2 separate regions of the Homo sapiens genome follow, and region 2 is linked to region 1. Evidence: read pairs that join two places in POLR2A ChIA-PET (ENCODE). Cell type or tissue: PC-9. All regions are shown on one strand. Region 1 holds the start of LPAR5 (lysophosphatidic acid receptor 5). Region 2 overlaps SCNN1A (sodium channel epithelial 1 subunit alpha).

Region 1 (4,000 bases):
TCACCCTAAAAGGAGGATTTCTGCCAGCCTGGGCAGCATAGTGGGACCCCATCTCTACAAAAAATATTTTTTTTTTGAGATAGAGTCTCGCTCTGTTGCCAGGCTTGAGTGCAGTGGTGTGATCTCAGCTCACTGCAACCTCCGCCTCCCGGGTTCAAGGGATTCTCCTGCCTCAGCCTCCCGAGCAGCTGGGACTATAGGTGCGTGCCACCGTGCCCAACTAATTTTTGTCTTTTCAGTAGAGACGGGGGTTTCACCATGTTGCCTGGGATGGTCTCGATCTCTTGACCTTGTGATCTGCCCGCCTTGGCCTCCCAAAGTGCTGGGATTACAGGTGTGAGCCACCACGCTCCGCTCTACAAAAAAATTTCAAAAAACTAACAGAGGCCGAGTGTGTGACTCGCGCCTGTAATCCCAGCACTTTGGGAGGCAGAGGCGAATGGATCACTTTAGCGCGAGTTCAAGACCAGCCTGGGCAACATGGTGAAACCCTGTCTCTACACAAACACACACACACCCAAAAAAAATACAAAAAGTAGCTGGTTGTGGTGGCTCAAGCCTATATTTCCAGCTATTCTGGAGGCTGAGGCAGGATAATAGCTTGAACCCAGGAGGCGGAGTTTGCAGTGAGTCTAGATCATGCCACTGCACTTTAGCCTAGACGACAGAGCGAGACCCCATCTCAAAAAAAAAAAAAATTAGCCGGGCATGGTGGTGCCTGCCTGTAGTCCCAGGTACTCGGGAGGCTGAAGTGGGAGGATTGCTTGAACCCAGGAGTTTGAGGCTGCAGTGAGCCATGTTCATGCCACTGCACTCCAGCCTGGGCAACAGAGTGAGATCCTGTCTTGAAAAAAAAAATGGCTGGGCACCGTGGCTTATGCCTGTAATCCCAGCACTTTGGGAGGCCGAGGCAGGTGGATCATGAGGTCAGGAGTTCAAGACCAGCCTGGCCAAGATGGTAAAACCCTGTCTCTACTAAAAATGCAAAAATTAGCCGGGCATGGTGGTGCGTACCTATAATCCCAGCTACTCAGGAGGCTGAGGCAGAGAATTGCTTGAACCCAGGAGGCGGAGGTTGCAGTGAGCTGAGAGCGTGCCACTGCACTCCAGCCTGGGTGACAAAGGGAGACTCTGTCTCAAAAAAAAAAAAAAGAAAGGAAGGAAGGAAGAGAGAAAAAAAGGAGTAGTTCTGGAGATACAATCTGGTGGAGGTCCCCTTCTTGTCATGGGGGCCCCACAACCACAGGGAAGAGGTAGGCCCCATCCTCATGGTGTGATGTGAAGGTATCATAAAGCCCTGCTGACCTCCGAATATGTCCCCCACCTCCAAAATTCCATCCCCTGAAGCCACCATCTATCAGAGCCATAGGGACATCAAAGACCATCAGTCTAATCCCCTTATATAGATGCACCTTTTGGGTTAAGGCAGCACTTCCTGAAGACCCCATTACAGTACACCTTGGCTAGTTGGGAAGGATAACACTGAGAACACATCTCTGCCAGTCAACCCATTAGCAAGTTTGATTAGATCAGCTCATTGTCATCTGCCTGGCCCTGGGGGATGTGTGGTGTAGGGGTTGAGGTTTAACTGCGAGTGGAAAAAGTGTGTAAACAGTCCCCAGAGGGCCCTCCCTGGGAGGCCCAAGGCTCAGTTCCACAGTGGGGGCCTAGAGGGGGAGGGGGAGGACACAGCCTCTGCGAGATGCCCCAGAGTGGGGGCTTCAAGCATCAAAGAGGAGCACTCCCGAGGTGTAGCAGGCATGTTAGCTGTTTGTCCAGCGCCATCTGAAAAGATCTGTCTATTTGAGGCAGCTCCTTTCGGCTTTTTACTCTGTTCAGAAGGGTTTTCCAGGGCCCATGCCCACCCTCTTCTCTGTCCCCCACCCAAATCTCCCATTTCTACAGGGGGGTGCTCCCCTTGTGCTCCCTGTGCAGTTCAATTCGTGACACCCCCATACCTGTGCTCCGTGTTGCTCTGCGCTGCCCCAAGCTGGCTTCCGCTGCCTGCTCTGGGCTGGGCTGGGCTGGGCTGGGCTGGTAGGACCTGCTCCCAGGGCGGGAGGGGACACACCCACCTCAGCAGATCTCAGCCCATCCCTCCCAGCTCAGTGCACTCACCCAACCCCACACGGGCCAAGGAGAGAGTGAAGAGGAAGCATTGCCCTCAGAGGCCTTCACGGACTGGCCAGAGAAGAAACCCCAGCAGCTAAGGATACTTAATCCAGCCCCGACTAGGAACTGCCCCCACCCATCGTTCAGATATTCCTGCTGTGTCTGGGAACTCTTCCTGGCACACCCACCGTCTGATGCCAGATGACTAACCCACCAGCCTCTCGCTGTCCTCACCGGTTCCCCCTGGGTGTCTGTCTTCCTTTCCTAGGTCTGCCAGGTGGTTTAGTCCATGCTACTCGTGGCTTAGTCCATGCCACTCGTGGCTTGTGCCCCACCCTGCCCGGGGCCCTCTTCATGACAGTGCTCTGCTAGGTCCTGCCTCCCACTGAGCACACTTGGCTCCCGCATCGAGCAGTCACTAGGCTGGATGGTTCCTCTTTGCTTAGGTCTGTTTCTCCTCAGCCCGTTGTCTTGTGTCCTCGGGCCAGACAACACAGAGACAAGTGGCCCTGTGGGCACAGGGCTGGGCATGTTGTCCATGCTCAATAAATAAAAACAAGTTCAAGTTTTTTGGTGGTAGGTGGAAAAGGGATTGTGGTGAAATGAGTTTGGGAAGCACTAGGTTAAACAGGTTTCTCTATTACCGCGCTCCGGAGGGCCTTAACATGCTGTCAGATGATAGGCCTTGTGTTGATCATGGAAACTGGGTGAAGGGTACATGACAGTGCATTATACTTTTCTATTTTTGTGCATGTTTGAACTGTCATAGTAAGCAAGCTTTAACAAAATGCTGTTAATTACTGCGAACCTATAGAAGGGAGAGAGACTCTACAGTGTCCCTGGAACATACTTTGGGATATGTCAACTTATTAAAGGCCAATGCTGAGCCAGGCACGGTGGATCACACCTGTAATCCCAACACTTTGGGAGGCCGAGGCGGGCAGATCACGAGGTCAGGAGTTCAAGACCAGTCTGGCCAACATAGTGAAACCCCTTCTCTACTAAAAATACACAAAAAATTAGCCGGGCATGGTGGTGTGCGCCTGTAATCCCAGCTACTTAGGAGGCTGAGGCAAGAGAATCACGTGAACCCAGGAGGCGGAGGTTGCAGTGAGCCAAGATAGTGCCACTGCACTCTAGCCCAGGCAACAGAACAAGACTCCGTCTCACTAATAATAATAATAATAATAAAGGCCAATGCTGGAGTCATACCTCAATGTAGGTTGTTAAGATGCAACCACTTAAACATCCAGATCATCTGGCAAATTCCTGTACACCAAGGGTTTCCTTCCTGTAATCCCAGCACTTTGGGAGGCCGAGGTGGGAAAATTGCTTGAGCCCAGGAGTTCGAGACCAACCTGGGCAACATGGAGGGACCCCATCTCTACAAAAAAATATAAAAATTAGCCAGGCTTAGTGGCACATTCCTGTGGTCACAGGGACCTGAGAGGCTGAGGTAGGAGTGTGGCTGGAGCCCAGGAGGTCAAGACTGCAGTGGGTGGTGATCATGCCACTGCACTCCAGCCTGGGTGACAGAGCGAGACCCTGTCTCAAACACAAAACAACAACAACAAAAACAACCCCAAGGTTTCCTGATCTAGGCTATAGTTCCTGGTTTTTCCCTTCCTGATTAAGTGCAAGGTGCACACTCCCTATACCCCAGGATTGGTCCCTTTGGAAAAGATCTCATCAGGCTTTGGCCTTTATCCTACAGAGGAACAATACTACACTCGCATCTGACATCACGGGGCTTAGGGCTTCAGAAATGAAGACAGGTGCCCACATGCCCACATCATCCCTAGGGCCCCAGCCTTCTTGGCCTTCCTCAGTTCACCTCCCTGGGTTCTCAGGTCTTCTGCTTCTCCTGGCAGATGGCTGCTTCCCTGAG
Region 2 (4,000 bases), 280 kb before region 1:
CAACACTTTGGGAGGCTGAGGCAGGTGGATTACCTGAGGTCAGGAATTCGAGACCAGCCTGGCCAACATGGTGAAATCCAGTCTCTACTGAAAATACAAAAATTAGTCGGGTGTGGTGGTGCACACCTGTAATCCCAGCTACTTGGGAGGCTGAGGCAGGATAATTGCTTGAACCTAGGAGGTGGAGGTTGTAGTTTGCCAAGATCGTGCCACTGCACTCCAGCCTGGGCAACAGAGTGAGAGTCTTCTCAAAATAAATAATAAATAAATAAATAAATAAATAAATAAAAATTTAAAAAGACAATAACAAGAACTGGCAGGATGTGGAGAAACTGAAAACCTCTTATACTGCTGCTAGGGATGTACAATGGTGATGTCACTTCGGAAAACAGCCTGGCAGCTCCTCAAAAAAGGTTAAACATAGATTACCATATGACCTAGCAATTCCATTCCTAGGTATATACCCAAGAAAATGGAAAACATGCGTCCACACAAAAACTTGTACACAAATGCTCACAGCAGCATTATTCACAATAACCAAAAAGTGGCAACAACACAAATGTCCACTAACTGATAAATGGGTAAACAAAGTGTGGTCTATCCATACAAGGGAGTGTTGTTATTCAGCCATATAAAGGAATGAGGCACTGCTATTGCTACCATACGGATGAACCTTGAAAATATTATGCTAAGTGAAATAAGGCAGACACGAGGGTCACACACTCTAAGATTCCATCTATATGAAAGATTCAGAATAGCCGGGCGCAGTGGCTCATGCCTGTAATCCCAGCACTTGGGGGCTGAGGTGGGCGGATCACCTGAGGTCAGGAGTTTGAGACCAGCCTGACCAATATGGTGAAACCCCATCTCTACTAAAAAATACAAAAATTAGCTGGGCTTGGCAGCATGCGCCTGTATGTAGTCCCAGGTACTCGGGAAGCTGAGACAGGAGAATTGCTTGAACCTGAGAGGCAGAGGTAGCAGTGAGCCAAGATCGCGCCACTGCACTCCAGTCTGGGCGACAGAGGGAGATTCTGTCTCCAGAAGAAAAAAAAAAAAAAAGATTCAGAATAGGCAAATCCATAGAGAGAGAAAGAAAGAATCGTGGTTGCCCAAGGGCTGGCAGTGGTGGAGGAGGGGAGGGAAGCTTGGGACTTGCTAATGAGTACAAGGTTTATTTATTTATTTATCTGAGACAGGGTCTCACTCCATTGCCCAGGCTGGAGTGCAGTGGCCTGATCATGGCTCACTGCAGCCTTGACCTCCTGGGCTCAGGTGATTCTCCCAGCTCAGCCTCCCAAGTGGCTGGGTCTGCAGGTGTGCACCACCATGCCCAGCTAATTTTTGTAAAGACAGGGTTTCGCCACGTTGCCCAGGCTGGTGTCGAAATCCTGGGCTCAAGTGATCTGCCCACCTTGGCCTCTCAAAGTGCTGCGATTACAGGCATGAACCACTGTGCCTGGCTTGAGTGAGTACAGGGTTTCTTTTGGGAACACTAAAAATATTCCAAAACTGATTATATGATGATTGCACAACTCTGGGACTATACTTAAAACGTAAAATTAAAACTAAAATTTGACTAAAATGAAGCTGTATGCTTTAAATGAGTGAAATGTATGGGATATAAATTATCTCAATAAAGCTATTACCAAAATAATAATAATAATAATGGAACTGTAGATTCACCTCCTCCCCTATTTCCCAAATTCTAAGTAAGGTTATTTTGTCATTATTGCTACTTTTAGTTCCTCAGTCTGAAGTCCTTCTTCATTTCTGACCCAAATCCCTACCAGGGCTGGAGATCTTTAGGAAGAAGGGGAAGCAGCTGGCCCTCTTCTCCGGGGAAGTAAGCCCTAGGAAATGCAACAGACTGTGCTTTTAGCCTTACTTCCTCTCTCATCCTCACAACTTCTCAGCAATCAATATTGTTATTTTTCACTCACAGATGTGCAAACCCACAAAGTAGAAATAATTATTTGAGGGGAGGGAGAAATCACAGGTGGCATCTCCTCCATCCCAGTTCTGTATACCCTGGGACGTGTCACATCCTCCCCCTGGACCTTAATTTGCTCATCTGAGACAGGAGATGAGGCCAGATGGCCTTTGGGTTTCCCCCAGTTCTGATGTGCTACAATCCTCTAAGGTCAGAGAGACAGGAACCAGGAGGCCACGACTGGAAAGTCCAGGCAGAAGAGAACTGCGGAGCCAGCCCAGGGAAGGACAGAAGTGGAAAAGTCACCACAGACAGGAACAAGGTAGGGATGGACGCTGAACTCTGGGGTGAGACAATCCGCTGCCTTTGAGGGCCTCTGTGTCTCCAGTGCCCACTACCATGTCCCCTCCCGTGATGGCCCTCCGCCCACCCTGTGGGACAGCTGGGCCCAGGGGAGAGCCCTGGGAGGAGGAACTGCAGGGGGAACAGGCCAGCTGTGCCAGGGAAGAGCATGAACTCCAGGAATGCAAACCCTTGCAGCTTACATATTTTCTTTTTGTGATTTTCTTTCTCTCTCAGCTTCCTGGCACACGACTTCCCTGCCAAACAACTCAACTGTAGTCAAAAGGAAAGAGATTTGTCTAGTCCTATACCAGGATAAGGAGGAGATTCCAAGGTGCTCCAAACTTTACTGATTGTGCCCTTGTTCAGTTAAAAAAAAAATCTTAAACAGGTCCAATACATGTATTTGATTTATAAATTATATACCTCTACTATTGAATGGATACAGTATGTCCATTCTAAAGCACATAAGATGGAAAATGTGAAGGAATGAGACAGACCCATGTATCTTCTAATATTTTCTTCCTGCTCCCCAGGGAAGTGTTGTGTACCCCACCCAGCCCCTCCAGAGCCTGCCCAGCTAAGCGCCCTGGGCACTGAGCAGGGAAGCTGTGGGCAGAGCATGCACTGAAACCTTAGGAGCCATTGAGGAACCGCTGGAGGTTTTCTCACGTGCTCTTCCTTCCTTCTGCTGCAGGTTGTTTTTATTTTTATTTTTATTTATTTATTTTATTTATTTATTTTTTTTTGAGACCGAGTCTCGCTGTCACCCAGGCTGGAGTGCAATGGCGTGATCTCAGCTCACTGCAGGCTCCGCCTCCCGGGTCCACACCATTCTCCTGCCTCAGCCTCCCACGTAGCTGGGACTACAGGCGCCCGCCACCTCGCCCGGCTAATTTTTTGTATTTTTAGTAGAGACGGGGTTTCACCGTGTTAGCCAGGATGGTCTCCATCTCCTGACCTCGTGATCCGCCCGCCGTGGCCTCCCAAAGTGCTGGGATTACAGGCGTGAGCCACCGCGCCCGGCCTGCAGGTTGTTTTTAAATGGGACAATTCCTTGACAAACACACAAAGGCCAAAACAGAGAGACTGCAACACTGAGAGGGAGGAACAGAGATAGAAGAGAGAGGGAGGCCGAGGCGGGTGGATCATGAGGTCAGGAGATTGAGACCATCCTGGCTAACAGGGTGAAACCCCGTCTCTACTAAAAATACCAAAAAATTAGCTGGGCGTGGTGGCGGGTGCCTGTAGTCCCAGCTATTCAGGAGGCTGAGGCAGGAGAATGGTGGGAACCCGGGAGGTGGAGCTTGCAGTGAGCCGAGATCGCGCCACTGCTCTCCAGCCTGGGTGACAGAGCGAGACTCCATTTCAAAAAAATAGAAAAAAAGAGAGAGAGACTGAGGGAGAGGGAAACTGACAGAGGCAGAGACTAAAGGCTGAAAAACAAGAGCAAGGAAGGATTCATCCCAGCAGGTGGGAGCCAGAAGTCATCCCCACAAACAGGGGACTGAGAGGAAAAAGTGCCTCAGTGAGTACTGGGGTCAGTGGGGCAGGGTGGGGGCTCCCTGGAGTCTCACCCCAGGAACTGTGCTTTCTGTAGTCACAGTACTCCACGTTCTGGGGCCGCGGATAGAAGATGTAGGCACAGCCACACTCCTTGATCATGCTCTCCTGGAAGCAGGAGTGAATACACACCTGGAAGGGAGGAGGGTGGAGAGGAGAGGG

Evidence for each region. ChIA-PET counts read pairs that join two places held together with the same protein. Peaks named below come from ENCODE experiments on the same cell type or tissue, not always from the same donor. Only the 100,000 strongest peaks of a DNase experiment are listed, where the experiment ranks them.
Region 2: POLR2A ChIA-PET joins it to region 1 with 7 read pairs; 2 of 35 experiments call an interaction of 5 or more read pairs at or near these places.

What each region holds. Positions count from the first base shown.
Region 1 is chr12:6,633,949-6,637,948 of GRCh38, forward strand. LPAR5 (lysophosphatidic acid receptor 5) reads right to left here and starts at 2,011. Exons shown (of 2, transcript NM_020400.6): 1 at 1,959-2,011. In PC-9, no CTCF peak of the experiment used is centred here; a DNase peak (open chromatin) is centred at 2,203; H3K4me3 peaks cover 1,395 bases; H3K27ac peaks cover 1,206 bases.
Region 2 is chr12:6,350,586-6,354,585 of GRCh38, forward strand. It overlaps SCNN1A (sodium channel epithelial 1 subunit alpha), which reads right to left. Exons shown (of 13, transcript NM_001038.6): 8 at 3,853-3,970. It overlaps LOC107984500 (a long non-coding RNA gene), which reads left to right. Exons shown (of 4, transcript XR_007063191.1): 2 at 2,144-2,255; 3 at 2,513-2,609. Among named protein-coding and RNA genes, the nearest start is that of TNFRSF1A, 11 kb to the left of the region's middle. In PC-9, no CTCF peak of the experiment used is centred here; no DNase peak of the experiment used is centred here; H3K27ac peaks cover 579 bases.